3 separate regions of the Homo sapiens genome follow, and all the other regions are linked to region 3. A link is a loop called in an ENCODE intact Hi-C map of the cell type or tissue named here. Cell type or tissue: heart left ventricle. All regions are shown on one strand.

Region 1 (2,500 bases), 120 kb before region 3:
GTGGCATTCTTACAGCAACTGCTCTTTCCCTTTTGTGGGTCAGAAATGCTTCAGATAATCAGGCAAAACCTATAGTCTTTCTACTCAGAAAACTACCAGAATATTTATCCATGCAATTTTACATTCCATTTCTGTGGGACACTGTGAAGTCTGAGGACTTGCAAACTCAGTGGGAACTGTTTCCATTCAGAGCCTCTCCCTACTTCTCCCTGACTCGTAAATGCCCCTAAATGCCATAAATTATCCTCAAGGACCTGTAGTTGCCTGAGCCTTTCCCTCTATTCACAGAATAGCTGCAGAGACTCTGGATTCACCCAGAGTCTCTGGCTTTCACCCACCGTTAACAAAACCAATGGACTCATCAATTTTGTTCTGGGCCGAAGGGGCAGCTTTGAGGAGTTGACTCTGGCCATTACCAGTGACTCTCTGCAGTTTCTTAGAAGAGAAAGAGCACTAGGCTTGAAGGAGGAAGAGCTGGGTTAGGTTTCATCTCCACTTCTTATTCATGACATGACCTTGAGTAAGCCACTCCACAATTCTGAGCCTCCACTTGTCAAAAAATTAATAATTCTTCCCATATCTTCCTTATAGAGTATAAATCTAATGAGTTAACAGCTGTGAAAGTGCTTCACAAAGTGAAAAAATGTGACACAAATAAGAGGGTTTATAAATAAAAAGTAAAGCAACTAATATGGAGAATTTACTACCTGGTAGCCATTGCACTAAGTGCTTTGTCTTTATCATTTTGTTCCCGCAACAACTCTAAGAGGTCATTATTCATTATTTTACCCAAGAAAAAAAGTGAGGCTCAGAGTGGTTAGGTGACTTGCCCAAGACTACAGAGCCAGTAAGTAGTGAAGCTGGGATTCACGAAGGATAAAATATCGGCTGCACTAGGGCAGCTGTGTTTGGGGGACATAAAGATAAAGGGTACAGGGAGGAAGCTCATTCTCAGAGTGCCTGTTAGCCTACCAGATACTTCACCAAGTAGCTTCAGAAGAATGCTGAGAAGTTGGTTACATGGGTTACACTGGCAGAGGACATGAAACAGTGACTGGTACATAATACGCCTCCAGTAGATGTTAGGTATTAGAATTACGTTACTGTTGCAATACTCATTGTACAATGAGAAAACCAAGGCTCAGAAAAGTTAAGTGACCTGCTAAAGAATACATAGACAGTAAATAGCAGAGCTGGGCTTGGTATTCAGGTGTCTGAGGCCCCTGAGTTCACATACTTTTCCCTGCCACACACTGCCTCCTGCACATAAAATGCTAGTGTGTTGTTTTTTCCAGATCCTCTACCCTTCCACAACATTCCATGGCCTTGAAGTGCCAAGGTTTGTGGCCTCCCAGACCTCTGGCTTTTAGTATTGCCTCCTACCCCTTTGGATTCACTATGCAGAACTGCCGTGTTTGAGAATTGGTACCATCCCAATTAGACATTTATTGGCCAGATTCTGTGTCTGTCAACATGCCAGCTGATAGGCTCACAGCCACAAGCCTCCAGCCCTGGGGACTGTCTGGTTCGAGCGGTGAGTCCTGTTAGTGGCTGGCTGGCCCCACCGCCAAGCCCGGAAGGCTGGAGGGGAGGGTTCGGGGGGATCGCCAGATGACGGAAAGGAGACAGTGAGTCTGCACAGGGCCAAGCGAGGCTTTCTCTCCAGCTCTGGTTTTGTTTATGCATCATTTAGACCCCAATGACTTCCCAAAATAATTTGACATGGCTAATGGCTTAGGTTTGTCTAGTGTTTCAGTTTACAGAGCACGGCAATTTAGTGATCTGATTTGAATCATGAAAACATCTCTAGAGATGGGTGGTATAGTTTCCATTTTACAGATGAAGAACACTGAGGTAGTGGTGGCAAAAATAATTTACTCAAGATTATGTGGTGCATAACAGTCGAGGCTGCTAAGACTCACATTCAGGGCTTCACTCTAAAGTTGCTGTATTTCTGCCATGCCATGTTGCTTTCTAATGAAATATACATTGGAGTTTAGAGCGAATAAAGAGAAGGTGTTTGAAAGAAGTCAGAAGGGCTATGCCAAGGCTGGGGCCAGTGTAGGGGCCAGCTGGACTGAGAAATGTGAGTCCTGCCCCTAGGACTCCTGCCTGGGATACTGGATCCTAGTAGATTGTCCATGCGCTACTCCATGGGCCTCTGAAGGCTACTGAGCAGGCCCTTCTTTGCAAATATTCTCTAAGCATATAGCTTGTTAAATGGTCTTGTGGACAGCTTCCCCAGTGTCTTATTGGTGTGGGAAACCTCAGGAGCCATCCAGGAATCCCCAAAGGTTGCTCTTACTTTTTGTTCTTCTCTAGCTCAGCATGAACTCTGAGCTGCCTTGCCCTCTGCTCCTGCCTGGCCTTGTTTCTGACCATTCTGTTTTACCCAAGTTGCAGCTGGGAAGGGAGCCTTAGAAATCATTAGTTTTAATCCTTTCTCTATGACAGATGGGGAAACTGAGGATTAGCGAGATGACAGCATGTTTCCTATGCC
Region 2 (2,500 bases), 210 kb before region 3:
TTCTACCACAGCCACTCCAGCTTTTGCTTCAATCTCCAGCCCCAACTCCTACCACTCTCCCTCTGCTCACCATCTTTCAGCCTCCTGGGACTTCTTTATGTTCTTCCAACTGCCAAGTTTATTTCTATCTTCTGAATCTTCTCTTTTCTTTGTCTAGAATGCTTAGTTCTTGGCACAGCCAATTTCCTTCTTGTCTCAGGCCTTGGTTCAAATGACACTTACCATGTAAGCTATCACCCCACTCAAGTCACTTTCTACCCCACAACCACTACTACCCTCTTTTGGTTTCTTTCTGTTACAATTACTTATCAGAAATAAGATATGTTGGTTTGTTTAACATCTTCTCCTCCCTCTAGATAAAAGCAGGTATTTCCTGCCTTGATTACTGTGGCACTTGCCACAGCAATCAAGAAAAGTACCTGGAAAAGTACCCAGCACCTAATAGTAACTGAATATATATGTGTAGAATGAATAAGTGTATGCTTTGGGAAAATTGCTTTGATGGCAATTTAGGAAACAGACTAGGAGAGAAGAATTCTATGCTTTCAAATGTTCTCTCTGACTAGAGTTGCAGTATAGATTGGCCTCTTGGAACACCAGACCTTGTAGGATGTTTGATGAGGTGAAGAATCCAGGATGAGCATAGCTGAGAAGTGACTTAGGAGATTTTTTTCACTGATACCAACAGGTGGGCTTCTTTTCCTGTGCTGATGCCAGAGTAGTTAAAATGTGGCCAAAATAGAGTTCTGTATTTGGATTGCTGACACTACAAGTGTGTGAAAGTGGAATTAGATACTTTTCCTGTGGTGGCTCCTGACCCTCAAATCATGGACAATCACAGAGGGGACAGTCATGTTCTGAGAGCACCATCTGGCAAGGAAGGAGTGAGGGGAATTAGCCAGTGTTGGGGTGGCTTTGCTTCCCTAGTCAGAGGTCCTTTTGGCTGGCCTAGTGGTGGATAATGTGGGGACAATTCTTTTCTTTCCATCTCTTCATTATTGCACAAAAGAGCACACAGATCTTCACAGAAAAGAGGTTAGCCAGGCTCCGTAACTCGAGGATTCTTCTTTCTCTCTTTATCCCAGAGCCCGAGTTCTCTTCCATGCTTTTCAAAGCATGGAAATAGAAAGGATGCTTAGAAAAGTAGATAAAAAGAAAACAGAATAGAAATCTCCTGCACCTGCCAACTTCTTCCCCTGAGTTCTATGTTATGCAGAATTTTTATTCAGTGAAAATATTTTTTTTTTCAGGACAAATAAACATCCACTCCAGTGGCAATTATCCCCTCTCCTTTTTTAGACTTTACGGAGTGATTTGAATTCTTAGGGTTTTCTTTCATTGTGCAGACTGAGAAATTGTAAACCTCACAATCGAGAGAGCTGCATGATCCGAACGAGTAGGCAAACCAGGCTCGGGGAGCTGGCACGGTCCCCACGGATCCACGTGGAAGCTGAGCCTTGCCAGTCTGCATGGACATTCCCCTCTCTAAAAGCCATAAGACATTCTGCTTGGAAGCACTACATAGTAGAAAAATGTGGATATAGAAGTCAGGAAACCTGGAATGTGGTTCTCACTAGCTAGGTGAACTTGGGCAATCTATTTAGGTTTTCTGAGCCAAGCTTTTTCTATCATAAAATGGGGGTAATAATACATCCCTCCCCTAAGTACAATGTTGTTTTGAGAATTAAGTGTACTTGTGAAAGTGCTTAGGAAACTGTGAAGACCTCTGGATATCTTAGTCACTATTTTTTAGTTTGTCAAATCAAACTCTTAATCTAGAATGGATAAATCTATTCACAGTGAATGTTCACTCATTAGACAGACTGATGGATAATGACTTGGGATTCTGGATTCAGACCAGGAGACAGAAATAAACCCACTCTTGATGATGTTTTAGAGCCTCTCTAATTTAATATGACTTAATCTGCACATTTATAGTATAGAACTTGAGTATTAGATAGGGCTAAAAATGTAGCTGTTGGGATTTAGTGAGAAAAGCTGGTTTTATCCACTCAACATTTACTCAATACGTTTTCTGGGTGCAGGTAGTGTTTATATCAGCACTTGGCACTTGTTAAGTACTCAGTAAATTCCTACTACTACTACTACTATTATTATTATTGCTATTTTCCATGCCTTGGGCTGGGCTTTGGGGTTGTAAATATGCAAACCATGGTCTCTCTCCTCTAGGAGCTCTGAGTCTAGTCAAGGAGGTAGATTTGTAAGCTGACAACAGAAAAATGAAACAAGTGGGGACAGTCAGAAACTGTCTTGAGTTAGCCTGTTTGAGTTTTACTCTGCTATTTATTAGCTAGGTGACTTAACCTTTCAAGCTTCATTTCCCTCATGTGTAAAATGGAAGAATAATTACATTGATTCTAAGGAATTACTTGATGAGTGAAATTAGATAATAATTCAGTCATTTATTTATCAAATACTCATTGAATGTTGTTGTTGGCAGACACAGATAATACATTTCCCAGAGATGTCCATGTCGTAA
Region 3 (2,500 bases):
GACACCAGCTTAGGAGTCATGTTCCAGGTCTGTGAGATTTCAGTTCAGCTAAATAAAGCTCTTGGCCCGCTGTGGGTGGTGAGGTGGGGCTGCTGGTGGAACCCTCGGGGTTTTCCTCTCATTGCTGAGGGGAAGGAGGCTCCAGGGCTTTCAGAGGCTTGCCAGGCCCATTCTTACCCTGGCAGCCGTTTAGACTAGCCTGACTCAGAGTCCCATGCACTTCTAACCTCTTAGACTTGGGACTTTGAGCCCCAGCCTGCCTGGAGTTCTCTCTTATGGAGTGGGGATAATTTCAGGATCCTCGCCACATCCCTTCAGCAGGAAGGACCTGCCCTATGCAGTTTGGGGACACAGAGAGATAGAGTGAGCTGATGGCACAAGTAAAAAAAAAATTTATATATATATAAATTTTATATTATATATATATCAATTGTTATTATATTTTATATATTATATTATATATTAATTTTATTAATAAATTTTATTATATATATTATATATTAATTTTATTAATATTTATTAATAAAATAAAATATTATATATATAGATTGAACCCTGGAAACTCTAAGGAAGGAAGAAAATGGAACATGGAGGAATCACTCTGGGCCTCGGTTTTCCACTGGGAAATGTGGCTGTTATGAGATTACCATATGAATAAGCATGTAGAAAATGCTGGAATGGGGGCTGGTTTTGTGTTCTGGTTTTGGTGACGCTTTGGGACATGGAGACCGGCTGCATAGCTGGCTCCCTGGCCTCCTGCTCCAATTCCAGTGCCCCACTTTCTTACTCTCTTACTCTCTTGGCCACCACAGCCCAGACATAGCAGGGGCAGGATAGATTTTTTCGTATGTGTGTCCGAAGCCTGATTTCTGCATTGGCAAAGCTATTGTGGTCATGTGATGAGGATCAGCTTGTGATTCACAAATGTATTTTGTATTTCTAGCTTGGATCCTAAAAACACTTCCCTCTTCCCTCCCACCTCCCTCTCCTCTGCCCACAACATGAAGGCTCCCACAGAGATGTCATGTGAAGGCTTCTCAGGCTGAGCCAAGGGAAGAGCCAGTGGCCAGCTCTGCCCTGTGACACACACAGCCTCCAGGAGTCACATGGTCTCCAGCTACCACCACCTGCCCTCTGTCCCCGGCCTGCTGCCCTCTCCCTGGCAGGCTTCCTGAGCTGATGCTTCCCTCCAGACTGCAGCGTAGCAGACAGTGAGACTGACGGACAGAGGGTACAGGGCCAACAGGCTTGGACAGTTCTGTTCCCAGCTGACCTTGGGGTGGGAATCCAACCGGGAAGCTCCTGGACACTACATGGTGTGCCCTGCAGGAGATGAGGTGCCTTACTGACCCGATCCAGAGGTAGACAGAGCTATTGGCAGCTGCTTCCCCACAACCAGCCCCAGCTCCACGAGCATGAGCCACAGGTGCTGAAATAAGGCAATGCAGGGAGCCAATGGCAGCATCCAGTGTCCCTCATGGAAAGGCTGGAAGCAGGACATTGCCAGGCCTTGGGGAGAGGGAAGAGGACAAATACAGGAGGAGTCATCTGTGTACATATTCACAAAAAAGAAAAACAAATCAGGGATTCTCAATCAGGAGCTATTTTGCCACCCAGGGGACTTCTGGTAATGTTTGAAGACGTTGTTGGTTGTGGAAACTGGGGAAGTGCTACCAGAATCTAGTGAATAGAGGCTAAGGATGCTGTTGCTGAACAGCCTCTGATGCACAGAACAGCCCCCACCCCCAACAAAGAATAATCCAGCCTCAAATGATAGTGTTGCTGTTGAGAAACCCCGATCTAGAGAGAAAGCAGCTTTGCTAGGGAAGATTTGAGCAGGGCCCCATGAATAAACCCACCAGAGTGAGCTGCAGCTGTGAGTTCCAGGCTTGGAACCTTCCGTGCCTGTTTAGTGCCCTCAAATTTGAGCCCATACCCTTCGGCACACACACTAAGACTTCCTTCCATGATCAAGCCCTGGCTTACCCTTCAGCCTCATCTCCCACTGAGTTTTGGTCACACCAGACCATCAACATCCCAGATACTCCAAAGTCCTTGCCCTTGAGGAAGGAGATTCCATACCCTGTCTGGAATGCTCTCCTTCCACTTCTGTCTGACAGATACTCACTCCCCATTCCCTGTTCTGCATCCAGCTGTGGCATATTTGAGAAGCCTTCTTTCATTGCTATCCTGCATCTTCCTTGTTCCTGGGGTAGCACACAGCCTCTCTTTCATAGAACATCACACAAGACAGCTGCTGGGATGGCTGACTTGTGTATCTGTCTCTCCCACCAGACTGTGGGTTCTCTCAACAGGGTGAACATGAAAAATAGAAGCCTCCAGTTTCTCCTGATAGTGTATAGATGGGCAGATCTGGCCTCAATGGCAGAAGATACTTGGGGAACTGGAGAAAGTACAGAAGGTGATGTGAAATCAATTGGGTCATCAAAAGAAGACGGGTGTACCACAATTTGTTCCTCCACCTGCTGCCCATGAACAT

What was found. Hi-C counts contacts between places; a loop is a spot of excess contacts. Peaks named below come from ENCODE experiments on the same cell type or tissue, not always from the same donor. Only the 100,000 strongest peaks of a DNase experiment are listed, where the experiment ranks them.
Region 1: it touches region 3 in a loop (4-fold over the local background); 3 of 110 quality-filtered maps call a loop at or near these places.
Region 2: a loop joins it to region 3, with 4 times the contacts of the local background. A loop is called at or near these places in 9 of 110 quality-filtered maps.

Annotation. Positions count from the first base shown.
Region 1 is chr9:99,477,863-99,480,362 of GRCh38, reverse strand. No RefSeq gene overlaps it. Among named protein-coding and RNA genes, the nearest start is that of NAMA, 100 kb to the right of the region's middle. In heart left ventricle, no CTCF peak of the experiment used is centred here; a DNase peak (open chromatin) is centred at 1,542.
Region 2 is chr9:99,564,332-99,566,831 of GRCh38, reverse strand. No RefSeq gene overlaps it. Among named protein-coding and RNA genes, the nearest start is that of NAMA, 190 kb to the right of the region's middle. In heart left ventricle, no CTCF peak of the experiment used is centred here; a DNase peak (open chromatin) is centred at 1,421.
Region 3 is chr9:99,355,398-99,357,897 of GRCh38, reverse strand. It overlaps NAMA (non-protein coding RNA, associated with MAP kinase pathway and growth arrest), which reads left to right. Exons shown (of 6, transcript NR_102271.1): 6 at 2,296-2,500. Among named protein-coding and RNA genes, the nearest start is that of NAMA, 19 kb to the left of the region's middle. In heart left ventricle, no CTCF peak of the experiment used is centred here; DNase peaks (open chromatin) are centred at 108 and 1,154; H3K27ac peaks cover 1,637 bases.